2 separate regions of the Homo sapiens genome follow, and region 2 is linked to region 1. The links are chromatin contacts, found by Hi-C or POLR2A ChIA-PET in ENCODE. All regions are on one chromosome and are shown on one strand. The core of a region is the stretch at or near the end of the contact, and the rest is flanking DNA. Distances in the headings are between cores, read along the strand shown.

Region 1 (5,890 bases), core at 482-2,981:
ATTCATCAATTCACACTTACATTTCCCTTTATTTTTTACTTTTTCTGTTTATTTTTTGAGACAGAGTCTCCCTCTGTCGGGCCAGGCTGGTCTCGAACTCCTGACCTCAGGTGATCCACCTGCCTGGGCCTCCCAAATTGCTGGGATTACAGGTGTGAGCCACCAGGCCTGGCCAATTAACACATTTCCTTTTATAGATTTAATTACTAAATCACTGTGAAAAATAACTCTCAGGTGTATAACAAGCTACAACTATTTCAACAACTTTACTAAGTTTTTTTACTTTTTATTTCTGTGACAGTTTTTCCTGATGGCTCTGAAAGTCACCCTAAGATGGTTCTCCGTACTTTATTGCCATTACTCTTCTACTTAAAAAAAAAAAAATCCACCATGTAATTTACATACCATAAAATTTATCCTTTTAAGGTGTTTAATTTGGTATTTTTTGGTTTACTAACAGTTGTGCAACCATTATTGCTATCTAATTTTATATAAAATTACAACTATTCAATTTTAAAATGCTTTTACCAACCCCCAAAGAAATCCCATACACATTGATAGTCATTCCCATTTCCTGCCAGCACCCCCAGCCCCTGGCAATCAGTAATACGCTTTCCGTCTCTGTGGATTTGCCTAATTTAGACAGTTTATATAAATTAAATCATACAAGATGCAGCCTCTTTCCCTCAGCATAATGTTTTCAAGATTCATTCATGGTATAGCATGTATCAGCACTTCATTCCTTTATTTATTTATTTACTTATTTATTTATTTGAGACAGAGTCTTGCTCTGTCGCCCAGGCTGGAGCGCAGTGGTGCGATCTCTGCTCACTGCAAGCTCCACCTCCCCGGTTCACGCCATTCTCCTGCCTCAGCCTCCCGAGTAGCTGGGACTACAGGCGCCTGCCACCATGCCCGGCTAATTTTTTGTATTTTTAGTAGAAACGGGGTTTCACCGTGTTAGCCAGGATGGTCTTGATTTCCTGACCTTGTGATCCACCCACCTCGGCCTCCCAAAGTGCTGGGATTACAGGCGTGAGCCACCGCCCCCGGCTCCTTTTTTTTTTTTTTTTTTTTTTTTTTGAGACGGAATCTGGCTCTGTTGCCCAGGCTAGAGTGCATGGCGTGGTCTCGGCTCACTGCAACCTCTACCTCCCGGGTTCAAGCGATTCTCCTGCCTCAGCCTCCCGAGTAGTTGGGATTACAAACGCTCGCCAGTATGCCTGGTTAATTTTTATATTTATAGTAGAGATGGGGTTTCACCATATTGGCCAGGCTGATCTCGAACTGGTGACCTCGTGATCTGCCTGCCTTGGCCCCCAAAGTGCTGGGATTACAGGTGTGGGCCACCACGCCCGGCTACTTCATTCCTTTTTATGGCCAAATAATATTCCATTGTGTGGATGTGTCACATTTTATTTATTCACTTGTTAGTAGATGGACGTTTGAATTGTTATGAATAATGATGCTGTGAACAACTGCATGTTTTTGTGTGTATAGATGTTTTCATTTCTCTTGGATATGCAGTAGTCTCCCCTTATCCATGGATTTGCTTTCTGCAGTTTCAGTTACCTGCAGTCAACTGTGGTCCAAAACCATTAAATCAAAACTTCAAGAAACAAATAATTTAGAAATTTTAAATTGCACACCATTCTGAGTAGCATAAGGAAATTTCATGCCATCCCACCCTGGATATGAGTCATCGCTTTCTCCAGCATAACCATTAGTCACTTAGTAAACTGTCTGGATTATCAGGTTGACTGTCATGGTATCATAGTGCTTGTGTTCACATAACCCTTGTTTTACCTAATGGCTCCAAAATGAAAAAGTAGCGATGCTGGCAGTTTGAATATGCCAAAGAGAAGTTGTCAAGTGTTTTGTTTAAGTGGAAACATGAAAGTTCTTAATAACGAAAGAAAAAAATAGTATGCTGAGGTTGCTAAGATCTACAGTAAAAATGAATCTTCATCCATGAAATTGTGAGCAGTATATTGTTGTAATTGTTCTAGTACACATATAGTTCTAATATAGTCCTACTATTATTGTTAATCTCTTACTATACCTAATTTATATAAGCTTTATCATAGGTATATACATCTAGGAAAAAACATAGTGTATATAAGGTTTGGCACTAACTATCCACGGTTTTAGCATCCACTGGGGGTCTTGGAACATATCCCCTGCAGATAAAGGGTGATGACTGTATACCTAGGAGTGGAATACTTGGTCAGATGGTAACTCTATGTTTAACATTTTGAGAAACTGTCAGACTTTTCAAAAGTGGCTAGACCCTTTCACAATCCCACCAGCAATGTATTAGAGTTCCAGTTTCTTCACATCTTTGCCAACACTTGTTATGTCTTTTTTCATTTAGCCATTCTAGTGGGTATGAAGTGGTATTTTGTTGTTTTGTTTCCCTAATGATTAGTGATGTTGAGCATCTTTTCATGTGCTTATTGGGCACATGGAGAAATGCCTACTCAAATACATTGCCCATTTTAATTGGATTACTTGTCTATTATTGAGTTGTAATAGTTCTTTGTTCTAGATACAGGTTTCTTAACAGATATATTATTTGCAAATATTTTCTCCCATTCTGTGAGTTGTCTTTTCTTGATGCTGTCCTTGAAGCACAGAAGCTTGTAATTTTGATGAAGTCCAATTTATCTGTTTTTTTCTTTTGTTTGTGCTTTTGACGTTATATCCAAGAAACCACTGCTTAACCAAAGGTCAGAAAACCCACTTCTATGTTTTCTTCTAAGAATTGTAGTTTTAGCTCTTATATTTATGTTTCTGATCTATTTATTTATTTTTTGAGACTGAATTTTGCTCGTCTCCCAGGCTGGAGTGCAATGGTGCAATCTCGGCTCACTGCAACCTTCGCCTCCTACATTCAAGCGATTCTCCCGCCTCAGCCTCCTGAGTAGCTGGGATTACAGGAATGTGCCACCACACCTGGCTAATTTTGTATTTTTAATAGAGACAAGGTTTCACCATGTTGGCCAGGCTGGTCTAGAACTGCTAACCTCAGGTGATTCAGCCTTGGCTTCCCAAAGTGCTGGGATTACAGGTGTGAACCACTGCACCTGACCTCTGATCTATTTTGACTTAACTTTTGTATATGGTGTGAGGTAGGAATCCAACTTTATTCTTTCACATGTGAATATCCAAGTGTCCCAGCCATTTGTTAATAAGACTATTCTTTTTCCCTATTGAATTGTCTTGGCATCTTGTCTATCCTTCTACTCTTAAAAGTAGATTTCATCAACTCTTTACAGAAGGACCTTGCCTATAGCCAGCTCAAACTGTGAATCAGAAGACTGATTAATTAAACTATTATGATTCACATAAAAATAATTTACTAGAGTATACAGACAACACTCATAACAATGAAAACAAAGGGAAGATTCTTACTCAGCCTGGAGGAAATAGGAGAAAGATTATAGAGGGTAGTGTCATGAAAGCTTCCTGGAAAAACACACAGGCATTAGTCAGGTAGTGTGGGCAGAGTTCTAGTCAGAGCAAATAACACATGCAAAGGCTGAGAGGCAGTTGCAGCCAATCGTCCATATGGTGGGAGTGAACTAGATAATGTCACTTACTCTCTTTACCCTATATCATTTCCACCTTTTTTTTTTTTTTTTTTTTGAGACAGAGTCTCGCTCTTTCGCCCAGGCTGGAGTGCAGTGGCGCGATTTCTGCTCACTGCAAGCTCCGCCTCCCGGGTTCACGCCATTCTCCTGCCTCAGCCTCCCAAGTAGCTGGGATTACAGGTGCCCGCCACCACGCCCGGCTAATTTTTTATATTTTCAGTAGAGACGGGGTTTCACCGTGTTAGCCAGGATGGTCTCGATCTCCTGACCTCGTGATCCGCCTGCCTCGGCCTCCCAAAGTGCTGGGATTACAGGCGTGAGCCACCACGCCCGGCCTCCACCTTCTTTAGCAAGCAAAACCACATGTAATTCTCTTGCATGGATAGAATGCATTAAATCTTAAAATTTTGTTAGACTGGGACTGACCAAAAGAATATACTTAAAAGTAAAATCAAACAGACATTATGGTCCTATGTGCCCAAGAGTCTCAGGGAAAGGATAGAAACCAGCTCACACATGGGCCTGAGGAAGGCTGAGTTAGAAAAGACTTAAGTCAACTGTTATCTTAGTTTCAGTACATTCTATTTCCTACATCTTCCTAAAGGAAACCGAATTCCTAAATTTTCCTTTAAGGAGGAATATAGTCACATAATAGAATATGAACTATGTAGTGTCAGACCTAAGTTCAATCCTGGTTTTGCCACTTTTACTGGTAAGACCTTGGACAAGTTCTCTAATGTCTCTGAATCTCAGTACTCCTCCTTCTAAAACAGGGACATTAATACCACCTTGGAGGGGTCCTGTGAGGCTTACCTGAAAATGTCTAGCAGCTGACTAGAATACATGTTTAATAAGTGTTAGCTTCCTCTCTAGTCTGGTGCTCGTACACTATTCCCGCAATAATAGGGGAGAGACTTGGGCTTCTCTCCTGGAAGAATATATTTTGACCTAAAGTTGCTGTTCTTTGCTTTTGAGTAGCTGACCCTAAATGGGCAGAATTACTGTTTAACATCAGATAATCCTAGAGAGGGCAGTGGCTGAGCATAACTTTTTAATGGGAATGAGACATGTGTTTGGTCAGTAAGGAAGTAGGTTATAGGGTGATCACAGAATATTATTTTCATCGTTTTTGTACATTCTGAATCTGTCCTTGCCGGCACGAACTCTCAGGTGGCTTCTGGTCTGGGTTTGCTTTGGAATACCTGACTCAGCTTTTTGTAACTCTGCAAATAACAAGGTTAATACCTCTTCGTGTTCTATGAGCTGCTTAGTAACAGAATGCAGGGGATGCAGAGGGTTCTGTGTTGAAAGTCCTCCATTGCTCACAGGTGGATGTGACTGTGGCCGCAGTCCTGAACTTCAGTTAAGTCACGTCCCTGCTCTACAGTGGGCTCAGGGGCCTGAGGAGGTCCAGAGTCTATCCCCGTCTTTAGAATTTGACAGCTACTGCCATCATTGTTATTTCCTGTATGGGAAGTTCTTTGGAACAGCACGGTCAGAAGGAGTAAGACCAGAAAGAGTCTGAAGCTTGTTCTGGCACGATTTCACCATGATATGGAACACAATTACTATGAAAAAGAACTCTGTTACCTCCCAGCTCGTTTTGGTTCCTGATCGGAAGATAGTCTGAGCCCCGATGTCTCTCTCTTTCTAAAATTTTCCATATGAGCCAATTAAATACAGGATTCTTCTGGGTGCTAAGGAAATAATATAATGGATAATGATAAAATGAATAGTTTTATCTGCAAGGAGTTTATAATCTAGTAGAGAGCTGTATACAGTCAGGTGCCGCATAATGCCATTTTGGTTAATAACAGACGGCATGTATGATGGTGGCCCCATAAGATTATAATACCTTTTTTTCTTCTTTTTTTTGAGACAAGGTCTCACTCTGTCACCCAGGCTGGAGTACAGTGGCACGATCTCAACTCACTGCAACCTCCGTCCCCAGGGTTCAAGTGATCCTCCTGCCTCAGCTTCCTGAGTAGCTGGGACTACAGGTGTGCACCACCACGCTTGGCTAATTATTTTATTTTATTTTATTTTTGAGGCGGAGTTTCGCTCTTGTTGTCCAGGCTAGAGTGCAATGGCGTGATCTCAGCTCACGGCAACCTCCACCTCCCGGGTTCAAGCTATTCTCCTGTCTCAGCCTCCCCAGTAGCTGGGATTACAGGCATGCACCACCACGCCTGGCTAATTTTGTAATTTTAGTAGAGGCAGGGTTTCTCCATGTTGGTCAGGCTGGTCTCGAACTCCCAACCTCACATGATCTGCCCGCCTCCACCTCCCAAAGTGCT
Region 2 (6,032 bases), core at 534-3,033, 390 kb before region 1:
GCAGAACAAACACACTAAGACAGTGGCAAAAGGCATCATGTGGAGTTTCTGACAAGCTCCGATAAGAGAATCACAACCTAGACCCCTAGGGTTCCACAGTAAGGCTATGATATCTGCAGCAGATAATTACAAATTTTTTAAAAAATGAGGCTGGGCGAGGTGGCTCACGTCTGTAATCCTAACACTTTGGGAGGTTGAGGCAGGGCAGGTGGATCATTTGAGATCAGGAGTTCAAGACCAGCCTGACCAACATGGTGAAACCCCATCTCTACTACAAATACAAAAATTAGCCAGGCGTGGTGGCGTGTACATGTAATTCCAGCTACTCAGGAGGCTGAGGCATGAGAATTGCTTGAACCTGGGAGGTGGAGGTTGCAGTGAGCTGAGATTGCTCCCCTGCACTCCAGCCTGGGTGACAGAGTGAGGCTCTGTCTCAAAAAATAAAATAATCAGCATCTGACCATGGCAAAGATGAAGTGCCTGACTGTAGGACATCAACCACATGGACAATACAATCCTTCATAAATTCTGTTTCTCAGGCCGGTGTGGTGGCTCAAACCTGTAATCCCAGCACTTTGGGAGACCCAGGCGGGTGGATTGCTTAAGACTAGGAGTTCAAGACCAGCCTGGCCAACATGGTGAAACCCCATCTCTATTAAAAATACAAAAAATTAGCCGGGCGTGGTGGCACATGCCTGTAATTCCAGGTACTTGGGAGGCTGAGGCACGAGAATCGCTTGAACCTGGGAGGTGAAGGTTGCAGTGAGCCAAGATTGCACCATTGCACTCCAGCCTGGGCAACAGAGTGAGATTCTGTCTCAAAAAAAAAAAAAAGTTTTGTTTCTCAGACTCACCACATCATAAGGTGGATGGGCCAGCAGCAATCTGTCGCAATGCAGAAGTGGTACATTCAGGAGCAGACACAAATACAGCTAAAGTGTATAAGCTGCAGGTGGCACGAGCCCCCAGTCATCTACTGCTCTTACCTTAGCACCTCTTAGCTTATATCTATTGCCATATATGCTCTTGTGGCCAGCTAACAGAGGAGGTTGGCTCGGTGGGTGAGAAAACGCAAGCAGAAAATAGGACATAGTGAGGACCCTGAAAGACAAGGTGTTAAGAAGCAATCCTCCTAACTGGGAAGCTTTGGCAAATGCACCATCTAATTTTGGTGAATAAAAGTAGCCTGAGGTTAGGATATATTCAGAATCATGGATAGTGGTGAGTGACTGGTTGGTTGGTTAGAGGCCTTGAATGAGAAAGACTGGAAACATTGGGAATAAGGAGATCTAAGGACAAAGAATTCCAAGTGAACATATAGGAAGGGGCATGAGTATGAAGATCTTTGTATCACATGTGTATTTGTTTGCTAGGGTTGCCATAACAAAATACTATAGACTGGATGGATTAAACAATGTAAATCTATTTTCTCACAGTTCTGGAGGCCAGAAGTCCAAGGTCAAGGTGTCAGGAGGTTTGGTTTCTTCTCAGGCCTCTCTCCTTAGCTTTCGCCTTCTCACTGTATCCTCAACTCTATGCCTTTTCTCTGTGCACTCACGTCTCTGGTATCTCTGTGTGTCCAGATTTCTTCCTTATAAGGCCTCCAGTCAGATTGCATTAGGATCTTTAATCACCTACTTAAAGGCCCTTTCTCCAAATACAGTCACATTCTGAGGTAAGTGGGGTGGTTAGGACTTCAACATAAGAACTTGGAGGGGCGGGGCACAATTCAGTTCGTAACAACATGTTAAGGCATACCAGAGAGAATGCACCACATAAGAGGCACTGAACAGCCAAGTAAACAAAATGACTCAGCTAGTTGATGATAGCCTGTGTCATTAACCCCCCCAGAGCAGGCACAGTGCGCACATGAACAAAGTAGCCATACTGGCAGGAATGCAGGCTTTTTGTAGGTCCAGGGCCATGAATTCCCATTCACCACAGCTTCCCCATTTCTCCAAATTGCGTGTCAAACAGATTTCTTTACACTGGAACCAAAGTGTATGAAGGTAGCTGTTTTGCTGTATTCTTGCCGACATTTAAAATTTTTTTGATTTTGCTAAAAAAAAAAAAAGAGAGAGAGAGACAGAGTCTTGCTCTGTCGCTGAGGCTGGTGTGTACTGGCCCAATCATAACTTTCTGCAGCCTCAAATTCTGGGACTTAAGTGATCCTTCTGCCTCAGCCTCCAGAGTAGCTGTGACTACAGGCATGCACCACCATGCCCAGCTAATTTTTTAGTTTTTTGTAGAGACAGGGATCTTGCTATGTTGCCCAGGCTGGCCTCAAACTCCTGAATTCAAGTGATCCTCCCACCTTGACCTCCCAAAGCACAGGGTTACAAGCGTGAGCCATCCTACCAAGCCAATGAATGGTTTTTCATTGGATTTTAATTTGTATTTCCTTATGCTGTATATTTCTTGTGTTTATTGACCATTTGTGAATTGCTTGTTATTATCCTCTGCCCATTTTACCACTGGGTTGTTTCCTTTTTTCTTATATATTTGAAGGAGCTGGCATATTCCATACATTATCCTTCTGTTAAATGTATTTAAAAAGATCTCTCCTTGCCATTTACCTTTTAAGTCTTATGGTGTCCACCTTCATTTTTTCCCCCTTTCTTTACTCCAACCCAATTAAATTAATTATTAAAAGTTTTTCAAAAATGAAATCCTAAGTTCCTCTAATAGTTGGTACTGGACTTGCCCTCTGGTGATAAAGAATGAGAAAAGTAGACAAATTTATATGAAATACCTATTCTCAGACACTGGACAAGGAGTACAGGACTCTGTTCCCTGAGAGAAGAAAAAAGCAAGTAAGATGAGCCTAAAAACACTTTGGCTTTCTGCCTGTAGACAGTTTCTAGGCTTCTGCTCAGGGTGAGGAAATCCAAGCAGAACATAGCAGTGTTCATGGGGTGAGGAAGCAGAGATCAAGTTTGAGGAAACTAAGGCAGCTGGGATTTTGGGGGCAATTTTGCCAGAGAAGAGCTATATGAAAAAGAGGATCAGAAATGTATTGTGGTCCCACTGAGTCTGATGCCGAACACTAAGCCACATGTAAATAGAGTGAAATTCCATAACGCTGGTCAACATGCTTGTCAAAGATAAACAAATAAACTAGTTACAGTGGTAAGGACACCTATTCATCAGTAATATTCCTTTGCAATAGGGAAGAGGGTGCAGTATGAACTAAACTCAGCTTCCATTTTTAGAGGTAACTAGGCCTTATAAAGAGAGAAAGACATATGATGTTAGTTGTGGGCTTAAAAAAAACATTTAGGCCAGGTGGGGTGGCACACACCTGTAATCCCAGCATTTTGGGAGGCCAAGGCAGGTGGATCACCTGAGGTCAGGAGTTCGAGACCACCATGGCCAACATGGTGAAACCCCATCTCTACTAAAAATACAAAAATTTAGCCAGGCATGGTGGCGGGTGCCTGTAATCCCAGCTACTCAGGAGACTAAGGCAGGAGAATCGCCTGAACCTGGGAGGCAGAGGTTGCAGTGAGCCGAGATCGTGCCATTGCACTCCAGCGTGGGCAACAAGAGTGAAACTCCGTCTCAAAAAAATAAATAAATAAAAATAATCGGTTTGCCGGGCATGGTGGCTCACGCCTGTAATCCCAGCACTTTGGGAGACCGAGGCAGGTGGATCACAAGGTCAGCAGATCAAGACCCGCCTGGCCAACATAGTGAAACCCCATCTCTACTAAAAATACAAAAATTTACCTGGGCATGGTGGTAGGCACCTGTAATCCCAGCTACTCAGGAGGCTGAGGCAGAAGAATTGCTTGAACCCGCGAGGTGGAGGTTGCAGTGAGCTGCGATTGCGCCACTGCACTCCAGCCTGGGTGACAGTGCCAGACTCCGTCTCAAAAAAAAAAAAAAAAAATTGGTCAGGCGCGGTGGCTCATGCCTGTAATCCCAGCACTTTGGGAGGGTGAGGTGGGTGGATCGTTTGAGGTCAGGAGTTCAAGACTAGCTGGCCAACGTGGCAAAACCCCATCTCTACTGAAAATACAAAAATTAGCTTGGCGTGGTACACCCAGCTACTCAGGAGGCTGAGGCAGGAAAATCACTTGAACCCGGGAGGCGGAGGTTGCAGTGAGCCAAGATCACGCCACTGCACTCCAGCCTGGGTGACACAGGAAGACTCTGTCTCAAAAATAATAATAATAATAAATTAAAAAATAAAGACAAAGACTGAGTTGTGGGATAGAACAGAGGGCGCTGAGTCAGGAAAAATTACAAAGGGTTGGTTGGTGTAAATGCCAATTAGGCCACCTTTGTCTGTTAATTGGCAATTAACGAGTTAGAATTCTATCCTCCCAGAGAGACTAGGGGACAGAGGCCCTATCCTTTCCAATGATTACATTTCAATGGAATAGCTTTCAGGTCCTTGAGAAAGACACTCCTAAATTATGGGAGATACATATATCTTTCAAAGGCACAGAGGAAGGATCCACAATTCTAAGCCCTTTTAAGTAAATGCTCTAAGAAATGGTGGTCAGGAACCTATCTGTAGGTGCTGCTTTTTTAGCTTCCTTGGGCAGACACTTTAAGCCAGCAGGTGGGGCTAGGCTAAGGTCATCCTAGGAATGCAGACATCAGGTATTAGAGATTATGTTAGTGTGTATTTAAGTCTTTTAAAAATGGGGGGGAATTTTTTTGTTTGTGGTCCTTTTTTTTTTTTTTTTAAGACGGAGTTTTGCTCTTGTTGCCCAGGCTGAAGTGCAATGGCACAATCTTGGCTCACTGCAACCTCTGCCTCCTGGGTTCAAGTGATTCTCCTGCCTCAGCCTCCCAAGTAGCTGGGATTACAGGCATGTGCCACCACGTCCAGCTAATTTTGTATTTTTAGTAGAGATGGGGTTTCTCCATGTTAGCCAGGTGTGGTGGTGCGTGCTTGTAATCCCAGCTACTCAGGAGGCTGAGGCAGGAGAATCACTTGAACTCAGGAGGCTGAGTTTGCAGTGAGCTAATATTGTGGTACTGCACTCCAGCCTGGGCAAAAGAATGAGACTCCATCTCAAAAAGAAAAAAAAGCCAGGCACGGTGGCTCACACTTGTAATCCCAGCACTTTGGGGGGCCAAGGCGGGCAGATCACAAGGTCAAGAGATCGAGACCATCCTGGCCAACATGGTGAAACCCCGTCTCTACTAAAAATACAAAAATTAGCTGGGTGTGGTGGCGTGCACCTGTAGTCCCAGCTACTTGGGAGGCTGAAGCAGGAGAATCACTTGCAGTAAGCCAAGATCGCGCCACTGCACTCCAGCCTAGTGACAGAGTGAGACTCCGTCTCAAAAAAAAAAAAAAAAAAGTCTAAAAAAACCTCTTTTACATTAAAAGAGGCTTAAGGAACATAGCACCTGGATTCTAAGATTTGAAGTGTCATCTGTGGTTGGATCCTAGTTTGGACAGAATGCATGTATAAGTAATTTTTGGTACAGTTGGAGAAATTTGAGTAGAAATTAGGAATTAAATCTTTTTGACTATGTAATTTACGAGAGTTAAGAATGTCTACAGTTATTTTAAAACACTTCAGCATAAAAAACTTGAAAGGGAAAAAAATCATTGACTAAAATCCATAGACTAACATGACTTGAACTGACTAAAATTAAAAAGAAATGTTGACTTGTTTCTAAAGCAATTACCGCTTTTCTAAAATCATTACAATGTTAAATTTAATTTTTTAGAATTATTGGTTAAAAAATTTTTAAAGAATAAAAAATAAAGTAAATGAAATTATTGGTTTAAGCTGTGTGCAGCGGCACAAGTCAGTAGTTTCAGCTACTTGGGAGGCTGAGGTGGAAGGACTGCTTGAGACAAGGAATTCAAGGCTGCAGTGTTCCATAATCATACCTGTGAAAAGCCACTACACTCTAGGCTGGGTAACATAGTGAAACCCTGTATCTAAAATAAATTAATTTTAAAAAGTAAAAGACAAGAACCAGGTAGCTACAGAGATCTAGATGGCAAAAACTATTAGATAGTCTTTTCAGAATGACACCTGGGATGAATCAGCTCCAGC

The links. A loop is a pair of places that touch in the nucleus more often than their neighbours do. ChIA-PET counts read pairs that join two places held with the same protein, here RNA polymerase II (POLR2A).
Region 2: a map with no recorded cell type shows a loop between it and region 1 (2.6-fold over the local background). The contact joins two enhancer-like sites. A Hi-C loop is called at or near these places in 1 of 37 single-sample maps with no recorded cell type. POLR2A ChIA-PET finds 5 or more read pairs at or near these places in 2 of 52 experiments (WTC11 and activated B cell).

Annotation. Positions count from the first base shown.
Region 1 is chr9:33,761,457-33,767,346 of GRCh38, reverse strand. The region is part of intron 3 of UBE2R2-AS1 (UBE2R2 antisense RNA 1); the gene reads left to right. It also overlaps a transcript of PRSS3 not described here. Among named protein-coding and RNA genes, the nearest start is that of PRSS3, 31 kb to the left of the region's middle. RefSeq lists a silencer at 3,429-3,629. Within about 2 kb of position 1,731, at least 5 of the 41 ENCODE cell types and tissues checked have a DNase peak (open chromatin) inside an H3K27ac peak, as active enhancers do.
Region 2 is chr9:34,154,327-34,160,358 of GRCh38, reverse strand. No RefSeq gene overlaps it. Among named protein-coding and RNA genes, the nearest start is that of UBAP1, 22 kb to the left of the region's middle. Within about 2 kb of position 1,783, at least 5 of the 41 ENCODE cell types and tissues checked have a DNase peak (open chromatin) inside an H3K27ac peak, as active enhancers do.